Regions from separate parts of the Homo sapiens genome. Here region 2 is linked to region 1. Evidence: chromatin contacts called from ENCODE POLR2A ChIA-PET data. All regions are on one chromosome and are shown on one strand. Each heading gives the region's core, a stretch centred on a gene start or an enhancer-like site at or near the end of the contact. The rest is flanking DNA. Distances are from core to core; before and after follow the strand shown. Region 1 overlaps LOC105374903 (a long non-coding RNA gene). Region 2 has its middle 64 kb from the start of RREB1.

Region 1 (7,820 bases), core at 3,712-6,211:
CTTAGTCTTTTCTGGCTCTTAGTTCTACCATCCCTAGGGGACAGCCCTCATCTTTATGGTTTGAAATAGCTGCCCTCCCATTCAAGTTTGAGTAAGCAGAATGGAGGAAGTTGCAGAAGTACATGCCTTCTCTTTCGTAAGGGGGATACTCAGAAACCTCACCAAATATATTTTTAAATGTATTTTCTTTTTTTAGAGACAAGGTCCCACTACGTTGTTTAGGCTGGAGAGCAGTGGCGTGATCATAGATCATAGCTCACTGCAGCCTCAAACTCCTGGGTTCAAGCGATCCTCCTGCCCTGTCAACCTCCAGAGTATCTGGGACTACAGGCACACCCCACCATGCCCAGCTTTACTAAATGTTTTGTTTAGTCCAAGCATAGTCCAAAATATTATGTTTACATTTATATTATAAAGTTACATGGTTCTATCTAGCTGCGAAGAATCCTGGGAAATGGTTTCGGTTGTGTGCCCAACTGAAAGTCAGCACGTTACTGTATTGAAAGGAGAATGTTGAGGTAGGAACCTAGCTGTTTCTGCCTCAGCTACCATTTATGACTGCTAGGGCTGGGCCTTATACCAAGCTCCTCGTGCACACCACTGAAGCTTTTTGTATCACATTCTCAAAGTGCAGCAGGACCTGAGAAAATTTCAAGTGAATACAAACGAGCACCTTAAAAACATTTTAAGAGTCATGCATTTATTTTAATATGCAAGAAAAAAGAGTACAGCGAACACGTAGTTTCACAGAGATTTTTGCTTGGGACTAGGCTAAGGTAGATCATGCCAGTTTAAGTTGAAAAGTTATTAAATTCCAGAAAAATATGAAGAAATAGTATAAATGACATGAGAAGATGGCAAAAATTCTAAAGGGGACGTCAGCTGCCTGAGATTAGGGAAACACTCAGATTTGGTGTAGTTTCCCTCAGTTTCCAGAGGAAGAAACTGAGGCTCCAGGGGAGTGACACAACTTGCCCCAGCTCACAGGTAGGTTTGATAACATTGTTCTTGAACAATGATTAATATCTAATATTGGCTGGGCATGGTGGCTCATGCTTGTACTCCTAGCACTTTGAGAGGCCTAGGTGGAAGGATCACTTGAGCCGACGTGTTTGAGATCAGCCTGGGCAACATGGCAAAACCCTGTCTCTACAAAAAATATAAAAAATTAGCCAGGCATGGTGGAGTGTGCCTGTAATCCCAGCTACTTGGGAGGCTGAGGTGGGAGGATCACCTGAGCCCAGGAGGTGGAGGCTGCAGTGAGGCGAGAGATCACACCACTGCACTCCAGCCTGGGCAGAGTGAGACCCTGTCTCAAATATATGTAAATATAAATCCCTAATATTACATTTGAGAGTAACTATAATGCACCTTCCAGTACTTTTGGTAAAATCCTTTTTTTATACAGATATAAGGCTTAGATATAATCTCTTTTCTATACATATAAACGTAATATTATAATTTCTATAAATACAGTTAAAGGCCCAATTTAATAATTAATACTTTTGGACAGCTCTATGGGATGTTTCCAGGAAACCCGATGTCTCTACAGATAATACCTAACAATAGCTACCAGCTAACAAGAGACCTTTTGATGTCCTCTAGGGCTGGATTTCACCACACACAATGGTGATATTTAGTAAGCATTTCCTAAAAATTAGAACAAATTCTAGGAAATGGAGGACAAACTGGTGAAACTCAGTACATTAGTAACAGCCAGTGACAAGGGTCTAAGGGGAACAATACAAATTTTAGTGCTGTAAATGAGAGGTTCTCGTGTACCTCTATGCAAATTTGTGCCAAAATATATGTAAATTTATGCCAAAAAAAGTCTCAACCCCTGGGGTAGGGGAATATACATATGTGCATATGTATATTTTCTTTTTTAACCAGACTGTAATTCTGTTGTTTGTCATGGTTTCCTGGTATGTGGCCTCACCAGCATGCCCTTCACAGAGAGCTAATTCAAACATCAGCAAGATCCAGCATCTGAAGCCACCAGTAGGGTCTGAGTGACCAGGAGACCACAGGCTGTTGGAGGTCTCAGAAACTCTGGACAAGGTCCCTGGCAGTGAAGCCTCTAAACTCAGAGATGAGTAACAAAGCAAGGTCGCAGAATCAATCAGCTGTGTCTGTGAGCTTCTTTAAAAGCAGCCTTCTATCTGTCCAGGTTGTTTGTGGGCCATTCTGTTGGGAGGAGACAAAGGGATGAGATAAGCGTTCAAGGTTCCTTGGCCTCCAAGAGTGGCTGAAGCCTCCAGATAGACTTGCCCGTCACTGGGATAGATATGCTACCAGGGTACCCCCTGGCGGGTAGAGGAAGGTGATGTGGTGGGGGTAAGGGTGGGACAGAGAAAGAGGCGAATATTTCTGTTTCCAGTTAACACTTTGTGTCTACTATATCATTATAGAAAAAAAAAATGCAGACTTAAAACAGCCTAAACTAATTACGAGTGGGGAATTTGTAAAATGATATGATGCTGCATGGCCTCTGAATAGTGCCCTGCTGTATTTCTCCATGTGACAAGTTATAAATAAAGCCCAAACCTAACCATCAAACTTGAAGAAAAAGTGGGGAAGAGAAAAGCTGCTGTTCATCTCTAAAACCCACCCCTGTGCACATGCAAAACAGATGAGTTCAGAGAGCCCCAACTCAACATCATCTCTTCATAATGCAAATCTGAAAATGGCTTCCAGATGGAATCCGAGATACATAGCTTATCATTATATCAGGGAGCAGGCCCACTTTTGACCACATCCAAATGAACCACTGATCCACAGCGTCTATGCATGGGCAAGTTTGGCTTTTTCAGTTTGCCTGGAACATTCTTAGACCTGCCACTGTGGTTCCTGGGCTCTCCCCTGGGTTCATTGCTGAGATGACATTGACCAATAATGGGACCAGGCAATGTTTCAGGCAGGCCCATGACAACCCCTAACCTCCTCAGTCCCGTGGCAACATCCCTCCTGCTCACCTTCCTCATTTTATTTTTTCCGGGCTGGCCAAATGGGACATGCAATGACATCAAAACATGACGGGGTCTCCCGAGGGTTAGGCTTCCTCCCTTCCTCTCCAAGCCTGAAACTGCAGTACACTCTGTGTGGTGGTAGCCTCGGCTGGTAAGTAGAGCTGAAAATGTAAGAGGGTGAGTATTGGAAAGCATGTAAGTTAGGATTAGATTTGGCTGCAAGTGACAGAAGGTCCAAAATGACAGTGGCCTAAACAATACAGGCATTTATCGACCTCTCAAATGAAACCACACTGGAGGTAGACAGTCCATGGTTCATAAGGAGGCTTCACAAAGTGTCAGGGACTCTTTCCAAGTTGTTTCTCCAATTTTCTTAGCACAGGGCCTCCAGAGCTTGTCCAAGACAGCTGCTTAAATTCTACTTAATAGCATCGTGTCCATATTCCAGCCACTGATGCGGCAGATTGTTTTTAATAATGGTCCTCCAATGAATCACGCCTCCTTGTTTTAAAGCCCTTTGCAATGTCAATGACACTGTCTATTCTTCCATCAAGATGTGGGGTCTAGTTCCTCACCCTTGAATCCAGTTTGGCCAGTAGAATTTGACAGAAGTGGCGTTGTATAAATTACAGAGCCTAGTCCTTAAGCAATCTTGAAGCTTCCTCTCTCTCCCTCTTGAAACCCTGAGGCTGCCATGTTGTGATAAGGTGCATGTGGCTTTGGGAGAAGGAGACACTTCCCAGAGAAGAACTGAGGAGCCCCCGCTGGCAGACATGTGGATGAGGCCATCTTAGATCCAACAGCAGCTGGGATATCAGGCAAGACTGGCGTGAGAAACCTCCCAGATTTCCCAGCTACAGAATCACAAAAAGTAATAAATTATAGTGCTTTTAGCCACTAATTATAGAAGTGACTTGGTACACAACAACAGATAACTGAAAGCAAGCAACTAGCAGGAGAGGCAAAGAAAAGACAAAAAGCACTGTCTTTTAAGCAGCTCTCCCTTTGGCTGTCATGTAACATGGCTGTTGATATCTTTGGGGCTACAATCCGCTGCGAGGGAAATACAATCTTTCTCCTCGGCAGCCTGGTGCCCAGTTACCACCAAGGGCATGGAGGACTAAGAAAAAGCCGACATTAGGTTACGCAGCTGTCACTTAATGAGAGAGGGGGAGGATTAGGAAACAACAAATATACAGCACTTTCCCATGAATAGCAAAGATGTTAAGTTAGAAAGAGCTGTGGCCGGGCGCGGTGGCTCACGCCTGTAATTCCAGCACTTTGGGAGGCCGAGGCGGGTGGATCACCTGAGGTCAGGAGTTCGAGACCAGACTGGCCAACATGGTGAAACCCTGTCTCTACCAATAATACAAAAATTAGCTGAGTGTGGTGGTGCACTTCTGTAATCCTAGCTACTTGGGAGGCTGAGTCAGGAGAATGGCTTGAACCTGGGAAGCAGAGGTTGCAGTGAGCCAAGATTGCACCACTGCACTCCAGCCTGGCAACACAGCAAGACTCCATCTCAAAAAAAAAAAAAAAAAAGAGAGAGAGAGAGAGAAAGAAAGGAAAGAAAGAAAGAGGTGTAACCATCTTTTCCTTTTTTTTTTTTTAATTTTAAAACTTTTTTTTAAATAGAGACAAGGTCTCGCTATGTTGCCTAGGCTATCTTTGAACTCTTGGCCTCAAGGAATCCTCCCTCCTCAGCCTCACAAAATGCTGGGATTACAGGAATGAGCTACTGTGCCTGGCCTTTATCATTATTATATTATTATGATAGTTTTTTTAAATCTTTTCCCTCTTAAACTTGAATTCTCCCAGCTCATAATAAGAGAAGGTAAATGAGAACACCTCCCAAAAATATGCTACCCTTCTGAGATATAAAAATAACTAAGATTTACCAGCCTGAGGAAGGAAGAGGGGAAGAAAGCTATAACTGACCTGTGGAGGTCAAGGGCGCTGGTGATGGGACCAGCCTCCTCAGTCTACAGTGAAATCACACAGGCACTTAAGTGACTCATAAGGAAGCATCTCTGAACTGTAGTCTGGTAGACTCTGAAATGAGGCAACAAGTGGTATTATTGGAATCCTTCTCTTGCTCGTTAAAACTCTGATGAATTCTCAGCTGTCTTTAAGGGTTTGGATTTCATTCATAGTGCACGAGAGAGTGAACTGGAAGAACTCTAGAGGACTCTTCAAGTCCTTCACTTCCATGAAATAGAAAAGGCCTTTTGCTGTGTGTTTGTGCAGGACTCCCACGTGCCTGGCACACTCCTGGGCCCTCGGGGGAAATAGGAAAGAAGGATATGACAAAGTACCTGCCCTCAAAGAGCTTACAATCTATAGAAAGCAATTTCTATGGCCCCTCAGTACACAAGCCCCAGGGAAGTTTCTGGGAGCTGCTGAACAGTTTTCTCCAATTCTGCTGCATATAGGTGAGTTGTGATCATGGGTGAGGCTCTCCCCTTAATTAAGAAATGCCAGCCAAGGCCAGGAACAGTGGCTCACGCCTGTAATCCCAGCACTCTGGGAGTCCAAGGCAGAAGGATCGCTTGAGGCTGGCCTGGGCAACATAATCAGTCCTCATCTCTATTAAAAGAAAAGTCCCGAGGATATATGTAAATTTTAAGAACTTTTTTTATCTTAAAAAGGGAAAATGAGAAAAAGAAAAAAAAAAGAGAGAAATGCCTTCCCTCTTCATGATTCTTCTTTACTCTTATAATCTTCCAACTCACTGGGCACCCCCTAACTTTGGGTTCTTGAAGACTTTCCGGGAGGCACAGCTTGGCTAGTCTTAAGAGAATCAACTTGCAGATTCTCATCTTCCACGTGCACTCTTTCTTAAGGCGGTTGGACTGAGAAGGTGCCCCAGAGTTCCTTCATGATAGCCTGTCTCCCACTTTAGACAAGAGAGGCCCCCTTTCTGCTCTCCCATGTCTGATTCCAATTCATCATTCCATGATGGGGAAACTCCAGGGCAGCAAACAAAAGGGAAGCCCCCTTTGATGATAACAGCGCCATCAACTCAGAGTGTTCTGGAGATTTCCCTGGCATTATATATTTGCTTGTTTATTTGTTAAAGGAACACCCATTATTAAAATTTGGGTATTTGGGAATAGTCTAAATTCAGTTATATGGTAGAGGGAAGTGAAAAACAGCTTTTCATCCACAAAGTCACCTCTTATTCTTCCTAATTGCGTGTGTGTGTGTGTGTCTGTGTGTGTTTGTGTGATACAGACAGAGACAGAGAGAGAGAAAGGAAGGGAGGAAGAAAGAAAACTTATCACTCACTAGGGTTAGTATTATGATAGCAAATTAAGGGAAACTTTTGTAAGAATTATTGAATGCTAAAAAAGACTCTTTCCTCACTTTTTTAAATATAAAAAATTCTTTGCAGCTCTTCTTAAAACTCATCCTTAGGAGGTGTCATTAGCTGCAAAGAAAAGCACATTCAAATAAAGCCTGATATTTACTAATGCTGGTCATTTTTACCATAACTCAATTTTTTTCACAACTTCTAAAATTTTCAAGATACATTAGCTAAAGCCCCAGATTAAAGATTCATGTGATTTCTTGAAAAAATGCTCATCATCACTGGTTATCAGAGAAATGCAAATCAAAACCACAATGAGATACCATCTCACACCAGTTAGAATGGCGATCATTAAAAAGTCAGGAAACAACAGATGCTGGAGAGGATGTGGAGAAAAAGGAACACTTTTACATTGTTGGTGGGAGTGTAAATTAATTCAACCATTGTGGAAGACAGTGTGGTGATTTCTCAAGGATCTAGAACTAGAAACACCATTTGACCCAGCGATCCCATTAGTGGGTATATACCCAAAGGATTATAAATCATGCTGCTATAAAGACACATGCACACGTATGTTTATTGCAGCACTATTCACAATAGCAAAGACTTGGAACCAACCCAAATGTCCATCAATGATAGATTGGATAAAGAAAATGTGGCACATATACACCACGGAATACTATGCAGCCATAAAAAAGGATGAGTTCATGTCCTTTGCAGGAACATGGATGAAGCTGGAAACCATCATTCTGAGCAAACTATCACAAGGACAGGAAACCAAACACTGCATGTTCTCACTCATAGGTGGGAATTGAACAATGAGAACACTTGGACACAGGGAGGGGAATATCACACACTGGGGCCTGTCGTGGGGTGCGGGGCTGGGGCAGGGATAGCATTAGGAGAAATACCCAATGTAAATGACGAGTTAATGGGTGCAGCAAACCAGCATGGCCCATGTATACCTATGTAACAAACCTGCACGTTGTGCATATGTACCCTAGAGCTTAAAGTATAATAATAAAAAAAAATTCATGTGATTTCTTTCAGATTTGATATGTTGTTGAATAGGATAATTATCAAATTATAACATTAAAACCTAATTCTGAGGTGGGCGGATCATTTGAGGTCAGGAGTTTGAGACCAGCCTAACCAACATGGTGAAACCCCATCTCTACTAAAAATACAAAATAATTAGCGGGGCATGGTGGTGCATGCCTGTAGTCCCAGTTACTCAGGAGGCTGAGGCAGGAAAATCGCTTGCACCCAGGAGGCGGAGGTTGCAGTGAGCCGAGATCACGCCACTGCACTGCAGCCTAGGCGACAGAGTGAGACTCCATCTCAAACAAACAAAAAAAAACTTGTTCCACTTAGAGTTACCCTTTATCTTACTTTATATTCTCTAAGGTCACTGATATCTTTCCAGTCTTCCTGAAAATACAAGCAAATACTGACACAGATGCTATTTTCTTACACAAAATATAACCAGCTATATATACTCAATGCTTTTTGCTTTTGTCTCTTCACGGCATTTTCTGGAA
Region 2 (7,820 bases), core at 3,000-5,499, 170 kb after region 1:
GTCACTAAGACAGGGTCATGTGAAATATAGCAGGAGCCTCCTGCTAATGGCTCAGGAACCAAAAGAGGCGTCAATGGACATGCTTTAAAACACAACCAACTTCACCCAATGTCCTTCCAGAACACAGGAAATAAATTATTTCTTTTCAGAGAAACACAGGGGAGAGGACTTAATTTCCAGTGCTGTCACAAGTATAGGCAGAACCCTGTCCAGAAGGTCCCTAGCATGTATTTCTTTCTCTAGACAGCATAGCCTCAGTGCCTGAGTTTGATATTAGCTAATCACCCTGCGCTCATTACTTAGCCTCCTCAAATCTCCATTCCTTCATCTGTAAAATAAGGGTGAATATAGAACTCACCACAAAGGGCTGAGTAAGGATTGAGATTACTGAGCACAGTGCTTGGCACACAGTAAGAATTCGGGGGAATGTTTTTGCTATAATAGATGGTAAAGTTGTGCAATGAATATTATCACTACTAGATTCAAGTCACCATCAGAAATCTTTCTCTTTGCATTGTTTTTTGGTGTGTGTGTTTGTGTGTGTGTGTGTTTATGTCTTATGAGTAAAGTGCCAACATCTTAACAAGGTGTCTCATCTGTGCAAAAACCCAATCACTATGCTTATGAACTATAAAAGGGCTTCTCTTTGCCTTGTAACTTATGACTGCAGGTTTTTCTCAGCCCTCTCCATCACTACTTGCACCTCCACCACCCCTTTTCTGCCTGCAGCCCTGCTCTTAGAAGCAGGAGATAAGTCTCATTATTTTATTTTATTTTTTTTTGTTTTGAGACAGTCTCGCTCTGTCACCAGGCTGGAGTGCAGCGGCGCGATCTCACCTCACTGCAACTTCCGCCTACTGGGTTCAAGTGATTCTCCTGCCTCAGCCTCCAGAGTAGCTGGGACGACAGGCGCGCACCACGCCAGCTAATTTTTGTATTTTTAGTAGAGACGGGGTTTCGCCATGTTGGCCAGGATGGTCTCAATCTCTTGACCTCGAGATCCACTGGCCCCGGCCTCCCAAAGTGCTAGGATTACAAGCGTGAGCCACCACACCCAGCCTATTTTATTTTATTTTATTTTAGAGACAGGGTCTCTCTCTGTCACCCAGGCTGGAGTGCAGTGGTGCAAACTCAGCTCATTGCAGCCTCCACCTCCTGGGCTCAAGGGATCCTCCCACCTAAGCCTCCTGAGTAACTGGGACTACAGGCACACACTGCCATGTCTGGCTGATTTTTTTATTTTTTATTTTTTGTAAAGACAGGGTCTTGCTATGTTGACCAAGGTGGTCTCGAACTCCTGGCCTCAAGCCGTCCTCCCATCTCGGCCTCCCAAATTGCTGAGATTACAGGTGAGAGCCACCGCACCTGGCCTCATTATTCTCATCACACACCTGATGTCTAGTATAGTATAGTGCCTGGTACGTAGCAGTACATCAATAATGCTGTGGGATGAGTTAATAATAAATTCCAAGTGTATCCCCCAAAAGGTACTTATTATAGCAGAGAAATGTTGCTTCTAGGAGCAGAAAATGTCCTCTATGAGGAGCCAAGGAAAGGTTGGGGAGTCTGAAGAGAGAAGGACCTGAGGCTTGCACCATATTCTGGATGAGGAGCATGGAGATCACTCTCAAATGAAGTTTGGCCAGATAGTGAGCAAAGCAACAGAGCAGCCAGACTGCTCAGCAGGAAGAAAAGATAACAGCTCTGTGGGGTTTTTTTTGTTTTTGTTTTTCCCCTTGCAGGGTAACTCCCTTCATAGGCAACAGACCAGAGAGAGCAGTTGAAGATGAATGTGTCTCTCTTGGCAAATGCTGAGGAGCGTGCACTTCTATCTCATCATTAATCAGGAGGTAGAAGAGAGAGGGTTCTGGTGACCAGTGATGATTTGGGAACACCAAAAAAGACAAACAAACTCCAAACATAATCCAGTGAAAACCCAACAAATTACATGACATTTCAAACCCAGCAGGAGACAAAACGCAGACCCCAAAGAGGAAGTGATGTATTCACCCTAGCCAAACAAAGAGGTCGACACTTTGAAGAGGAAAAAGAAAATCAAGTACAAAGGGACAGCCTAAATTCCTTAAAAGAGCATGGAGGTTGTGACTGAGATCCCATTCCTGGCCTCTGAATCCTGTCTCCCACAACCAGTCAAGCCTGTGGTGATCCATGGACTACCATGTTCTGGAATGAACCAAGAGAAATTAAAGCCTCCTCTCCTCGGAGACAAAACTTCATGCAAACGACATCACTTGAAGTCACCATGGAAAAGAATAGATGGAGTGGGGAGGGGGCAGCATGGAATGAATAGTGGGAAAGGTGACCAAAAGACCTTGAACGATATTCATTCAAAGATAGGCCTCAAGTTGACAATAAAGATGGAATCTTCCATGTAATGCTGCTTTGCAGTAATCAGATCTCTAATCCCAGTTATCGCAAAGAAATGCAAACATGAATGAGGTATTGCCAATGTCTCTAGGGGAATTGCATTTTCATCCTTCATTTAACTGAGAAACTGAGGTGCAAAGAAATGAAGGAAATCGCTTAAAGGATGACAGTGTGAGTCAGCAGCCCGACCAGGAAGCCGGGGCTGCGACTCCTCACTTCCTGGTTTTCTCTACAAATATGAAGAGTACATTCCCTTCCTCTCAGAATCGGTTTGTGGCAGCAGTTCTCTAGCTTAGAAAGGCAGCTTTCCAGGAGAGAAGGCACGGGCATTCGGCTCCTGCTGGGGAGGGGCGAGGTAACCCGACATCAGGTCCACAGGTCCACAGAAACTGAAATTTCTTCCAAGATGAGGCTTTCCCCTTCCTTCGCCTGGAAAACCAATTTGCGCTGATGCCCTGACTCCCTCTCCTTAGAGTGTCCTCCCTGCTCACCATTCTAAGGCAGCGGCTGCACAAATTAGCAGTGCTCTTTGTCCCTAGAGCTCCAGAATCCGATTGTGTTCCAGTGTGTGCCGCAGGCCTCGATGTGTGCTGTGCATTGTAAAACACTGGCACGTGCTTCTGCAAAGAATTTTGTTCTTCTTAACAGCCACCAGAAAGTTTGTTTGGCCATCCATCCCACTGAAGCAAAAAAGGAGAAGAAAGAGAAGAAAAGGCTGTGAACCGCTTATTAGAAGCTTCCAAAGCTGAGTGGAAGTTTAACCAATTTCAAGGAAAGCACACACACACTAAACCCCCCACTGTTTGAGGACTTTCCACGTTTGCATGCACTGGAGCTGGACTCTGGAGCAAAGGGCAGCAGTGATTATTCTAGAGGTTATGTCATAGATGGTGTAACATTATCTTCTGCCCACTGGGATCTTATCAGCCATGTGTGCCTGGTCTATTTTGAGACCCATCTGAGCCTGCTACCTGGGACATGGGTAGTGTTAACAAATCAACATATGGCTGACAAGAGTTTAACCTGCCTCGTCTGGTGAAGAACAGTCAGAGCAAACTGTCTGTCAGCAGCAGCAGCTGAACTTGTGATATGAAATATTGCTTTCTTGCCTAAAAGCAGGACAGAGAAAGAAAAAGAAAAAAGAAGCAAAAGAAATATTGCTTTGTCTTCCAAATAAAATTTAGAGGCTCAGTGTAAACTGCAACTGTGACCCCAATCAACCAAGTAGGTGAAACACACACACACACACACAGAGACACACACACATCTTTTTACTTAGATAGCTTTGTTATTCAGCAAGAAGACAAATTATTAAAAAGTTGCCGGGCACAGTGGCTCACCATGCTGTAATCCCAGCACTTTGGGAGGCTGAGGCGGGTGGATCTCCTGAGGTCAGGAGTTCGAGACGAGCCTGGCCAACATGGCCAAACCCTGTCTCTACTAAAAATATAAAAATTAACTGGGCGTGGTGGCAGGCGCCTGTAGTCCCAGCTACTCTGGAGGCTGAGGCAGGAGAATCGCTTGAACCCGGGAGGCAGAGGTTGCAACGAGATCCCGCCACCGCACTCCAGCCTGGCAACAGAGTGAGACTCCGTTTCAAAATAATAATACTAATAAAATAAAAAAATTAAAAGTTGAGCTCTTTCCACGAGTGAGGGCTGAGAGCTGGCATCCTAGGCAGGCAGGCCAGACCCAGGGTGTGCAATGGCCCTATTTGTTGCCTTGGTCTTACGTACGGAAGACCTCGGCTTCTCTCTTTGCCATTAGCAGGAGTCGAATTCTCAGGGCCTAACCTCACGTTCTATTTTCAGCTATTTCCACAAAGCGTGCAGCCTCTTAGTCTGCCGTCTTCCTGCTGTCCCTCACCCTCCAGGCCAGCAGCAGTGCCGGCCACCTGCCAGTAGCACCTGCTCCCTGCCCTGCTGCCTTGCTGTTTCCTTGGGTCCAGAAAGCCGTCCCTTCCTCCCAACTCTCAAATATAAGTGGCTTCCAGGCAGGCACGGTGGCTCACACCTGTAATCCCAGCACTTTGGGAGGCCAAAGCAGGAGGATCACTTGAGGCCAGGAGTTCAAGACCAGCCTGGGCAACATAACAAGACCCCATCTCTACTTTTTGAATAACTTTTTCTACTTTTTGATAAACTTTTTAAGTGGCTTCCTCTTATTTGTCTACCCAGCGAGTGGTGACGATTTATGTAGTGTAGGGGAGATCTCAGAAGCTGTCAGCCTGAAACACCTGGCCTTTGTCTTCCTGAAGAGAGGGGTTTATTTCTGGCAGACAATCCTACTGGATTTAAAGTTGGGGTGGTTAGAGAGGCTGCTTCTTCATCCATCTTGAAGTGGACATGATGAGGAAAAAATACACTGAGGAAAATGGCCAGTTAAAGACTTCATTATTGGCCGGGCGCAGTGGCTCATGCCTGTAATCCCAGCACTTTGGGAGGCCGAGGTGGGCAGATCACCTGAGCTCAGGAGTTCGAGATCACCCTGGCCAACATGGTGAAACCCCGTCTCTACTAAAAATACAAAAATTAGCCAGGCATGGTGGCAGGCACCTGTAATCCCAGCTACTCGGGAGGCTGAGTCCAGAGAATCACTTGTACCGGGAGGCAGAGGTTGCAGTGAGCCGAGACTGTGCTACTGCACTCCAACCTGGGTGACAGAGCGAGACTCTGTCTCAAGAATTAAAAATAAATAAAGACTTTAGCTGATGGTAATATGGCTCAGGGTCCTACAAAGCTCATAGAAAGTGAGAGGTGCCTTCTCGTCAAAGTACCTAAGAAAGGCTGGGTGGGAAGAGAAACCAAGAAGATTCTCCACTTTTTTAGCCACCATACGTGCCAAATAGTGGAATCTTCCAGGGTGCATGTGTTATTTGTGACTCAATAGCTATTGTGTGCAACAGCCTCTTCATTGACTTCTCCTCAGACAAGTCATAAAAAAAAAAAAAATCTCCCTTTCTTTCAGGAAAGTTAGAAATTCATTTGCCTCCAAAATAATTTTCTCTTCTTTCAGGTAGAGAGACCTAAATAAGTCTTTCAAAGTCTCCCTTTTTTTGATGACTATTTCTAGAAGTAAGAGCCAGAAAGGGCAGAATAATTAGGTTAAGTCACATCTAGCCCTGTGCCATCTGTGCATGGAGTGTGCGGATGATCTCGGTAGCGGTTAAGCCACTTACTAACCTCCTATCCACTGGGAAGTGATGAAGGAAGAAGTGACTAATGATGCTAAGGAGACAGCTGTCCTTATTTGGGCTCAGTTTACAGCAATTCTTGCCTTTGCAAAGATAACCAGGGGTTCAAAGCATGACATCTAAGAGTTGGTGAGGAAGCCCCATCTGTGCTAGTTAGGGCTTTGGAGTCACAGACTTGGGTTCTAATTCTAATTCTGTCACTCACTGGCTGCATGACCTTAAATTACTTAGCCTTGTTAAGCGTAGATTCCTCATCTGTAAAATATGGAAGAAGAAGCTTTGCCTCTTAGGGTTGTTGTGAAGATTAGCATAAAATGCCAGGTGCAGAATAAGGGCTTAGTAAGTGGCAAATTATTATTGGGGAATAAAATAAATGAAGAGGATTTTGTTAATAAACAAGATTCTTCCAACTAATCCCACCTTCAATTATGATTTGGGAGCTCAGTGTATCATCCTTCGCACTGGAACCCTGCTCAGCAATGATGCCATCTGCTTGTTTGCTTGCTGTAATAATCCAAGACTAAAGACCCTTAAAAAAAAAAAAAAAAAAAAAAAGATACCCTGCTGAAGGGAAAATTATACAGGGCAAGTAGAGATATTCAGAGTAAAAATATACTTAGTAATAAAACCTTCTGTGTCACTATGAACACCATTTGTGTTTCTGACAAGTACCACTCAATTTTGTTTTCATGACCATAAAAAATTCCAGCAGAGACGTAGATCTTCAGTATTTCAGGTCTGGTAGTGTGCATGGATTGTAAAACCTTTTCTTGGCTTTGGGCACCAAAGTAGGTTAGGTAATAAAGAAGTTGCAAAGAAGAGATGTTTGGAGTTTCCAGTTTTGATAGCCAAATGATAAAACAAATGTGATGAGAGCATAGAGTTATCCCCAACACCGTTATATCCCATAAAATCAATCAAAAAATTATGTTACATAAAATAAGGATAGAGAGAGAAAGAGAGAGAGAGAAAGAGAATGTCTGCTTTACTAAATTGATTTTCTCTCTCTTCAGAGTTGGTTCTCCTTTTTTGACCCCCACCACATATATAAGACAATAGCTTTACTTTAGTATTCATTAATTTAAAAGATACATAAAAATTAGCTGGGCATGGTGGCATGCACCTGTAATCCAAGCTACTCGGGAAGCTGAGGCAGGAGAATCACTCGAACCCGGGAGGCAGGGGTTGCAGTGAGCCAAGATCACACCACTGCAGTCCAGCCTGGGTAACAGAGGGAGGCTCTGTTTCAAAAAACTAAATACATAAATAAAAGATACATAACATAATAATAATGTAAAAATTTATGAATGTAAAAATGCTTTTAAATGAATTTGTGGTTTATTAATTAATGACAAAGACATACATTTGGACAGAGTGCCTTTATATGTCAGTACTATTATTCCATCTGCAGGAAGTGCTGGGTGCACATAAAGCACTGTTGACCCTTTGCAGTAACTCGGTGTCCCTGAGGGAGTATTTAGCCATCAACTGGGAACCACTGACTTCGAGCAGAAATATGATGTGAAAGCAGGAAGGGATGCTCAACACATCCTTAAAGTGTTTTTCTGTAATTTAAGCAAGGTGAAATAAAAATATTTTTCCCCTAAGCATCTGAGCCTGTGAAGTTAGTCTCATCTTGCAATTAGTTTCATTTCCATGTGCTTAGAAATCCAGCCCATGTTACAGTTTTTCAGCTCCCTACAAAACCAGAAGTTTTGCTAATCAAATATTTATTGAATGATAGTGATCTTGCTTATAACCTCAGTGGTGTCTATCCCTTAAATTAACCACATTCATTGTGTTGTCTTTGTGAGATTTTGATCGTTTCCAGATGCAGATACACCTTATATGAATAGAAAGAGAAAAAAATCCAAAGTCATTCAAAATAGAAGCAGAACCATAGCTACCACATGTGTTTTAAATATATTACCCATACAATTAAGAATACAGTATTATAAACCAGCTCTATAAATCTTGTAATAAAAACAGAAATGCACCAACTCTTCTTAGCCACAAAGAGGCCCTTAATGATACTATAGATTCCATGATGATGTGGCGTTGGGACTAACTTAATATTCCATAGGAAGAATGTCAGCTGGCTGAAATAAATAGAGCGTATCCCTTTCTGTGCATAACTAAAATGAAGGGAAAATATTTTTCTTTCATATAGACAAAAAAGAAGCTCTTTTTATTTTGGAAATTCTTAAAGATACATAAAAGTAGAGATAATAGTATAATG

Evidence for each region. ChIA-PET counts read pairs that join two places held with the same protein, here RNA polymerase II (POLR2A).
Region 2: POLR2A ChIA-PET joins it to region 1 with 11 read pairs in H1. The contact joins two enhancer-like sites. POLR2A ChIA-PET finds 5 or more read pairs at or near these places in 5 of 52 experiments (AG04449, H1, MCF 10A and 2 more).

What each region holds. Positions count from the first base shown.
Region 1 is chr6:6,871,015-6,878,834 of GRCh38, forward strand. It overlaps LOC105374903 (a long non-coding RNA gene), which reads right to left. Exons shown (of 3, transcript XR_926431.3): 2 at 2,976-3,130; 3 at 680-2,187. Among named protein-coding and RNA genes, the nearest start is that of LINC03055, 11 kb to the right of the region's middle. Within about 2 kb of position 4,962, at least 3 of the 41 ENCODE cell types and tissues checked have a DNase peak (open chromatin) inside an H3K27ac peak, as active enhancers do.
Region 2 is chr6:7,039,907-7,047,726 of GRCh38, forward strand. No RefSeq gene overlaps it. Among named protein-coding and RNA genes, the nearest start is that of RREB1, 64 kb to the right of the region's middle. RefSeq lists an enhancer at 2,560-3,448. Within about 2 kb of position 4,250, at least 4 of the 41 ENCODE cell types and tissues checked have a DNase peak (open chromatin) inside an H3K27ac peak, as active enhancers do.